Linked DNA regions of Homo sapiens: region 2 is linked to region 1. Evidence: read pairs that join two places in POLR2A ChIA-PET (ENCODE). Cell type or tissue: PC-9. All regions are shown on one strand. Each heading gives the region's core, and the rest is flanking DNA. Links, peaks and the distances in the headings are about the cores only.

Region 1 (4,384 bases), core at 105-4,104:
CACTTGAACCCGGGAGGGGGAGGTTGCAGTGAGCCGAGATGGCACCATTGCACTCCAGCCTGGGTGACAGAGAGACTCCGTCTCAAAAAAAAAAAAAAAAAAAAAAAAGAAAAGAAAAGAAAAAGAAAATTGTGAGGCCGGGCATGGTGGCTCACACCTGTAATCCCAGCACTTGGGGAGGCTGAGGCAGGTGGATCACAAGGTCAGGAGTTCGAGACGTGCCTGACCAACATGGTAAAACCCCGTCTCTACTAAAAATACAAAAATTAGCCAGGTGTGGTGGCACACGCCTATAATCCCAGCTACTCAGGAGGCTGAGGCAGGAGGATCGCTTGAACCTGGAACCTGGAAGGCAGAGGTTGCAGTGAGCCAAGATCTCGCCACAGCACTCCAACCTGGGCGACAGAGCAAGACTCTGTCTCCAAAAAAAAAAAAAAAAAAAGGCCAGGCGAGTTGGCTCACGCCTGTAATCCCAGCACTTTGGGAGGCCGAGGTGGGTGGATCACGAGGTCAGGAGATTGAGACCATCCTGGCTAACACAGTGAAACCCCATCTCTACTAAAAATACAAAAAATTAGCCGGGCGTGGTGGCGGGTGCCTGTAGTCCCAGCTACTCGGGAGGCTGAGGCAGGAGAACGGTGTGAACCCGGGAGGTGGAGCTTGCAGTGAGCCGAGATCACCTCCCTGCACTCCAGCCTGGGCGACAGAGCGAGACTCTGTCTCAAAAAAGAAAAAAAAGAAAGAAAGACAGAAAAGAAAAAAGAAATTTGTGAGATAATAAATATGTGTTTTTGTTAGTTTGTTTCATTTTTGTAGAGATGGGGTCTTACTATGTTGCCCAGTCTGGCTGTGAATTCCTGGACTCAAGTGTTCCTCCTGCTTCAACCTCCTAAGTCTCTGGGACTATAGGTGTGTGCACCCGCACCAAGCTAAGTGCGTATTGTTTTAACCCTCTACCTTTGTGGTGACATTCTTATGTAGCAACAGAGAACCAATATAGAGCCTATTAGGTAAAAAGTCCTCTGTGGGGCTGTTAGACGATACCAAAAAACATAAGGAAGCCAGCACTTCAGGAGCCTCCCAACAGTCAAGGTGAAAAAGAAACCACAGCATACTTTTACTATTTGAAAAAAGAAAATGTTTTCAAAGATTGAACCCAGACAGCCATAGTGGCTCTCGCCTGTAATCCCAACACTTTGGGAGGCCAAGGTGGGAGGATTGCTTGAGGCCAGGAGTTTGACACCAGCCTGGGCAACATCATGAGACCTCCATGTCTACAAAAATAAAAAATAAAGAGGGAAACTGGCTCCTGATTCTAAGAGGAATTTATCATGTGGACAGTATCTATGTACAATCCGTGAACAGAGCATTGAGTCTGTAGGGGCTGGACCACCTGCAATTCAAGAGTCCTCCTCATGCTGATTCCTTTGGGTCTGACCTCCTGCCACATCACACCCTCCTGCTTGTTGCCCTCCTCCTGGACTGCCCTTCCTTCTCTGCCCATTGCCTCCTACATTCCAAAGACCAGCTGGGACCTGTCATTCCTTCTTCAAAGCCTTTAATTCCCAAGCAGAATTACCTGCTTTCTCCCTGAACTCCCAGATCACTGTTATCAAAGACATAACATTGTATTATTCATTTGTCACTGTTTTTATTGAGCATCTGCTAAATGCTGGGCCTCCTGTTAGGTGCAAGAGACACAGTCACAAATGCAGCACAGGGCTGTCCTTGGGGGCCTACAGCCTGTGGCACCGTGGTCATGGCCCCATCCTTTCCTCCATATAGGGCCTGTCCTCTCTTTGCAACCTTGGAGCTAGCGTGACACACAGCAGCCTCGAGTCTCAGCATTTGTGAAATGAATGATTGAGGCTGTGCAGACCTTTCTCTGCTAGCTCACAAGCAGTTGCTGCCTTCCTGAGAGGCTTTGGAGAAAGTGCTAGCTTAAAATATGTCCCCAAGTAGCTGAATCTGTAGGATATCATGATTCTGTGGTGTCCACGTGAACTCAACATTCAACCTGTCGAGAGCAAAAGTCAGCAGAAACTGACTTCGTTTCCCTGTTATTGATATGAGGCTGTGGGGGCTCACTGTAATTAATCAGTAGGGTCAGCCGCCTTTGAAGGTTACTCGTTGTTCCTCATAGCGGCATCTCCGCAGTATGGATGGAGATGCGGAACATCCCGTGGCAGTCATCAGAAATTTATGCGTCTAATTGATCTGAAAACTGAAGGAATTTAGCAACAAGTTAAGACGGAAGGCGACCAAGGTGTGGCCCTATTAGCTTTGTTGCTCAGCACATAGCCCCAGGCATTTACAGGAGGGGCCACACAAGTCCTTTGTCACTAGTCCTTTGTCACTAGCGGCAGCCTCACCTGAGAAGACCTCCAAGGGTGCTGCCTGTACCGTCAGGAGGTGGGGAGTGTCCGAGGGCCCTGGAGTGCACAGATCCGCCCTGGAGGGTAGCCATGGGGACAGCCCACTCCATCCTCCCACCCCTACCCCGACTTCCTGGCCTTCCCAGGCAAATGTAGGCCACCTTGTGTTCAGTTTCCTGGAGAGTCTCCTTTCCCCAGCATCCGGGTCCCCAGGGGAGGGGTGACAGCTACCCCTGTCCCCGATCTGTGGGGCCTGGCCGCCTTCCGCAGGGCTGCGCGCCATTCCCGCATCGTGCTGCGTCTTGGATGATTTTCCTGGCTGTGACCCAAGCACCTGGAGCCTCCATTATCTGTGCTCAGAATTTCCAAGTCTCTCCAAAGTCCTCCAAGGAGAACCCCCGCCCCACCCCCAGACACTGATGCGGGCCTCCAAGAGTTTGTTTTTTTGTTTTTTGTGGGTTTTTTTTTTTGCAGTGTGACAAGGTTCCTGGAAACCACGGGAGTTTTACTACATTCCCTGGGACTTGTTTACCGGAGATGCAGATTGCAGCGGCGGTGGGTGCGGGGGATGAGGGGGGCGGGAATGAGCCTTCTCCCCAGAGCTGGGGAACCTGTTTCTGTTTCTGTTTCATCATTGTCTGGTCTGTCCTCGTTGCCTCTTAGGCAGAGCTGATGCCCCATTATAATCTAAGCTGCAGGAGAAATGGTCTCAGAAATGGGCTCAAAACACTGCCCCTGGATCCCATAATCTAAAATTTAAAATATTCCGTGAAGCATGCCCCTTGTATCATATCAGCTCTCCTCTTCCCTCTGTCCTCCTTAAACCTGCACCATTTTTGGTGTCCTCTCTCTCTCTCTCTTTTTTTTTTTTTTTTTTGTTGTTGTTGTTGTTGAGACAGAGTCTCGCACTGTCGCCCAGGCTGGAGTGCAGTGGCGTGATCTCGGCTCACTGCAGCCTCTGCCTCCCGGGTTCAAGCAATTCTCCTGCCTCAGCTTCCTGAGTAGCTGGGATTACAGGTGCCCACCACCATGCCCAGTTAATTTTTGTATTTTTAGTAGAGACGGAGTTTCACCATGTTGGTCAGGCTGGTCTCAAACTCCTGACCTCCCAGTGCTGGGATTACAGGCATAAGTCACCGCGCCCGGCCGGTGTCCTCTCATTTTTTAAAATTTTTTCTTTTGTAGAGATGGCATCTTGCTTTGTTGCCCAGACTGCTCTGGGACCCCTGGCATCAAGCTATCCTCTCACCTTTGTCTCCCAAAGCATTGCGATTACAGGTGTGAGCCACTGTGCCAGGCTTGGTGTCCTCTCTTTATACTCATTTTTCTGTTTGATCCTTGAGATCTGGTGACTCTAATTTTGGCCTGACCTCTTGGCCAGGTACCTGGGATACCTTGGCTCCCCTCTCGGACCTAACCCAAGCATCCGGAAGGACTGCCTGCTCCACTCTCTCTGCTTGTCCTCAGTGCCCTGCCTCTGCCCAGCCCCAGCTCCAGGCCCAGGATGCTGCTGCTCTGGGGCCTCTGCCTCTCCAGGCTCCAGCTCTTCCGCAACTAAACAGCTCGGCCCCAGGCAGTCCACAGCTAAAATGTGGGACTAATACTGTAGGGGCTGGGTATCCCAGCACTTTGGGAGACTGAGGCAGGCGGATCCCTTGAGGCCAGGAGTTCGAGAGCAGCCTGGCCAACATGGCAAAACCCCATCTCTACTAAAAATACAAAAATTAGCCTGGCATGGTGGTGGGCGCTTGTAGTCTCAGCTACTTGGGAGGCTGAAGCAGGGAATCACTTACACCCGGGAGGCGGAGGTTGCAGTGAGCAGAGATCTCACAACTGGGCAATAGAGTGAGACAATGTCTCCAAAAAAAAAAAAAAAAAAAAAACAAAGGGGTCTGAAACCTGGGCCCAGGGGCAGGCATGATGATTCACGTCTGATTCACGTCTGTAATCCCAGCACTTTGGGAGGCTAAGCTGAGAGGATTACTTGAGCTCAGGAATTCGAGACCAGC
Region 2 (4,384 bases), core at 321-4,320, 54 kb before region 1:
GGCTGGGCTGTGGCTCACGCCTGTAATCCCTGCATTTTGGGAGTCCAAGGCCGGCAGATCACTTGAGGTCAGGAGTTCAAGACCAGCCTGGCCAACAGGGTGAAAACTGTCTCCACTAAAAATACAAAAATTAGACAATTAGACAAGTGTGGTGGTGGGTGCCTGTAATCCAAGCTACTGGGGAGGCTGAGGCAGGAGAATCGCTTGAACCCAGGAAGCAGAGGTTGCAGTGAGCTGAGGTTGTACCACTGCACTCCAGCCTGGGTGATAGAGTGAGACTCTGTCTCAAAAAAAAAGCAACTACTATTATTATTATTATTGTTATTATTATTATTATATTTGGGTTGGGCTCAGCTGAGTGTTTCTGATGCAGGATAGGCAAGCCCCAAAATTGGGGCTTAGGGCCAGGCATGGTGGCTCATGCCTGTGATCCCAGCACTTTGGGAGGCCGAGGCGGGCGGATCACGAGGTCAGGAGATCGAGACCATCCTGTCTAACACGGTGAAACCCCATCTCTACTAAAAATACAAAAAATTAGCCAGGCATGGTGGCAGGCACCTGTAGTCCCAGCTACTTGGGAGGCTGAGGCAGGAGAATGGCGTAAACCCAGGAGGCAGAGCTTGCAGTGAGCCAAGATGGCGCCACTGCACTCCAGCCTGGGTGACAGAGCAAGACTCTGTCTCAAAAAAAAAAAAAAAAAAAAAAAAACTGGGGCTTAGCCTGAGAGGGTTCTTGGCTTTGCCCAGGAAACAATTCAAAGGTAAGCCAGTGGTGTTAAACAGCAACTTCTATTGACACAGCCGTGCACAGCAGCAGCAGAGGTACTGCTCCTAGTGGAGTGGGGCTGCCCCATAGACAGGGTGCCCAGAATAACAGCTCAGAGGCTGTTCTGCACTCATATTTATACCCACTTTTAATTACATGCAAATTAAAAAACAGTTGGCTGGGCATGGTGGCTCACGCCTGTAATCCCAGCACTTTGGGAGGCCGAGGTGGGCAGATCACGAGGTCAAGAGATCAACATCATCCTGTCCAACATGGTGAAACCCCATCTCTACTAAAAATACAAAAATTAGCTGGGCATGGTGGTGTGCGCCTGTAGTCCTAGCTACTTGGGAGGCTGAGGTGGGAGAATCACTTGAACCCAGGAGGCAGAGGTTGCAATGAGCCAAGATTACACCACTGCACTCCAGCCTGGCGACAGAGCAAGATTGCATCTCAAAACAAACAAACAAACAAAGTTTATGCAGAAATTTCTAGGATGAGGGTGGTAACTTCTGGGTTGTTGGCTTGTTGCCATGGAAAGGGATGGTAAATTCCAGATGTTGCCATGGCAATGGTAAACTAACATGGGCACGCTGGTGGGAGGGTCTTATGGAAAGCTGCTTCTGCCCCCAACCTGTTTTAGCTAGTCCTCAATTTGGTCAGGTGTTTGAGCCCTGCTTCCAGAGTCAACTCCTACCTCCTCCTCAGTTTTTCTGCTGGTCTCACCTGGTTCACTATGTGGCCATAGCTGGCAGGTGGGCTGCAGCTGGTTGGTCTGGGTCCCAGATGGCCTCACTCACATGTCTGCATTTGGCTGGGATGGTGGGGGCAACCAGAGCCAGGTTAATCTCCTCATCAAGCAGACCAGACTTCACACGGCAGCTGGGCTCCAAAAGAAGAAAGAGAGGCCAAGCCCCAGCACACAAATGCTTTTCCTATTATTTTTATTCTCAGACCTCTCAGGGATGAACACAAATGCTTTCTATGCCTCTGCTTGTGTCATGCTCCTTACTGTCCCCTTGACAAAAGCAACTCATAAGGCCAAGCCCTGATTCAGGTAGTGGAGAAAATAGACTCTATCTTTTGAAAAAGGAGCTGCAAAATGTCGTGGACTATAAAAAAGTATCTGGCCGGGTTGCTGCAGCTCACCCTTATAATCCCAGCAAGTTGGGAGGCCAAGACGGGAGGATCACTTGAGCTTGGAGTCTGAGACCAGCCTGGGCAACATAGTGAGACCTGATCTCTACAGAAAAATTTAAAAATTAGCCAGGTACTGTGGCTCATGACTGTAGTCCCAGCTACTTGGGAGGCTGAGGGGGGAGGATCACTTGAGCCTGGGAGGTGGAGTTTGCAGTGAGACAAGATGGTGCCACTGCATTCCAGCCTGGGCAACAGAGCAAGACCCTGTCTCAAAAAAAATAGATGATAAAAGTATGTCTTCCACATGCTGTCTCCTCTGTTTCTACCACCAAGGATATCCTTACAAATAGGCAGGAATGGATGGCAGGCACTTGCCAACTAACAGTAATCCCATACTCCTGGGATAGAGTTCAAGGTGATTAAATGTGCATTTTCCCAGATGTATCTGGGGACACCAGTCCCATGAAGTAAGATGCTATGGGCTACAATTTGTCCCCACCTCCAAATTTATATATTGAAGCCTTAACCCTCAATGCGACTGTATTTAGAGATAGGACCTTTAAGGAGGTAATTAAGGTTAAATGAAGTCATAAGGGTGAGACCTTAATTCAGTAGGACTGGTGTCCTCATAAGAAGAGACATCAGGAGTGCACGTGCTCAGAAAAAAAGGCCACATGTGAGGCCACAGGGAGAAGGAAGTCGTCTGCAAGCCAGGAGAGGCCTCACCAGAACCAACCCTGCTGGCACCTTGATCTTGGACTTCCAGCTTCCAGAACTGTGAGAATATAAATTTGTGTTGTTTAAGCCACCCTGTCTGTGGTTTTTGTTATGGTAGCCCAAGCTGAATAATACATAAGGGTTCCCGGGTTAAATAAGTCTGGGAAAAGCTGTGTGCAGTACTGGCCTTCCCCCACTCCCCTGGTGATTCACAAAGCTCTTTAGCCTCTTAAAGGCTCAGAGAAGTTCCTCAGCAAAGAAATTTCTAGTTTCACACAGTGTTTCTCAAATGTATTTGAACATTAGATCTTTTCTCTCTTTTTTTTTTTTTTTTTTGAGATGGAGTCTCGCTCTGTTGCCCAGGCTGGAGTGCAGTGGCGTGATCTCGGCTCACTGCAAGCTCCACCTCCCGGGTTCGCGCCATTCTCCTGCCTCAGCCTCCAGAGTAGCTGGGACTACAAGCACGGCGCTCACTACCATACCCAGCTAATTTTTTAATTTTTTGTAGGAACGGGGTCTCACTTTGTTGCCCAGGCTGATCTTGAACTCCTGGACTCAAGTGATCCACCCGCCTCACCCTCCCAAAGTGCTGGGATTACAGGCGCAAGCCACCGTGCCCAGCCTGGATCTCATTCTCAATCCCCTTTCTCTCATCAGGAGTCCAGTCATTGGGTTTAGGGCCCACCCTAAATCCAAGATGATGTCATCTCAAGATCCTTAACTTATTACATCTGCAAAGACCCCTATTCCAAATAAGGTCACATTCACAGGGTCCAGGCACACATGTCTATTGAGGGGCACAGTTCAATCCACTGCAGAAGCTAAAGAACAACCAAGGTAGCCGCTGAGTGTGGACACAGCGCTGGGGGTGAGGGCCCCGCCCCCAGGCTGGTGTCTGCAAGCTGAGGGTCCATCCCCTCCAGGGGACTTGCTGGGGAGAACACCCTCTCCGCCTAACAGTGCTGGCTGCCAAGTCCTCATTTCCTAAACTCTGCTGACCAGCCCCCACCAACACCTTTCGGTTTGCACCAGGTGGGGCCTATTGCTCTATTCCTTCTAAATGTGACTTGACTTCCTGACCCTGCCCTTCCTGTTTTGTCCTGGAAGACAAGGCCTGTCTTTCTGGGAAACATTTGCAAAAAAGCAATGCTCACCTGGTGGCAGCACGGTAGGCAGGCTCCCACAGGGCCCTCCTGGAGACTTCCTCCCACAGCCCCCTTCCTGCATGCTGCTCTCCTGCCCAGAACCCTTCACTACTCCCAGGGCCTCCAGGAGGAAGTAAGACCTCCTGCTCCTCCTTCCAGAGTTAGCCTTCCAGGATTTAGGGAGTGTGTTCCTGCAGCTTCCCCCCAGGGTCCCACCTCTGTCTGTCTTGGTGCTGCTCCGCCTGGCTGGCACCCCACTCCATCCTCCCCACACCTGTCCATAGCCCTGTTTGCCTACAAGCCACACAGAGGGTGGGCTCCAGGGTTCTGCAGGTTCCTGCAATGCAAATAAACACAGATCATCCAGTTCTTAGAGGTGAGCTCAGAGAGTCCATGCTAGCACATTTTTCCGTGGAGGGGGCTTCCCCAAATCATTCCCTCCTGACTCAAAGAGGCTAAAAACCACAGGTTTAGCGCTGAGGCTCAGAGTAACTCTCCCTTAGCTAGCAGCCCCAAGGAAAGCTGGCTAAGGTGGAAGAACCCCTCTCTCCACCTGCTCTGCATTGTGGGGACCAGGGCCCTGGTGAGGGCAGGTGCAGGGAGGATTGGAGGAAGCA

The links. ChIA-PET counts read pairs that join two places held together with the same protein. Peaks named below come from ENCODE experiments on the same cell type or tissue, not always from the same donor. Only the 100,000 strongest peaks of a DNase experiment are listed, where the experiment ranks them.
Region 2: POLR2A ChIA-PET joins it to region 1 with 5 read pairs; 4 of 35 experiments call an interaction of 5 or more read pairs at or near these places.

Annotation. Positions count from the first base shown.
Region 1 is chr2:231,618,813-231,623,196 of GRCh38, forward strand. No RefSeq gene overlaps it. Among named protein-coding and RNA genes, the nearest start is that of TEX44, 28 kb to the left of the region's middle. RefSeq lists silencers at 2,212-2,412, 2,306-2,600. In PC-9, for the core only: no CTCF peak of the experiment used is centred there; DNase peaks (open chromatin) are centred at 2,319 and 2,989; H3K4me3 peaks cover 1,111 bases; H3K27ac peaks cover 2,197 bases.
Region 2 is chr2:231,564,797-231,569,180 of GRCh38, forward strand. No RefSeq gene overlaps it. Among named protein-coding and RNA genes, the nearest start is that of TEX44, 26 kb to the right of the region's middle. In PC-9, for the core only: no CTCF peak of the experiment used is centred there; no DNase peak of the experiment used is centred there.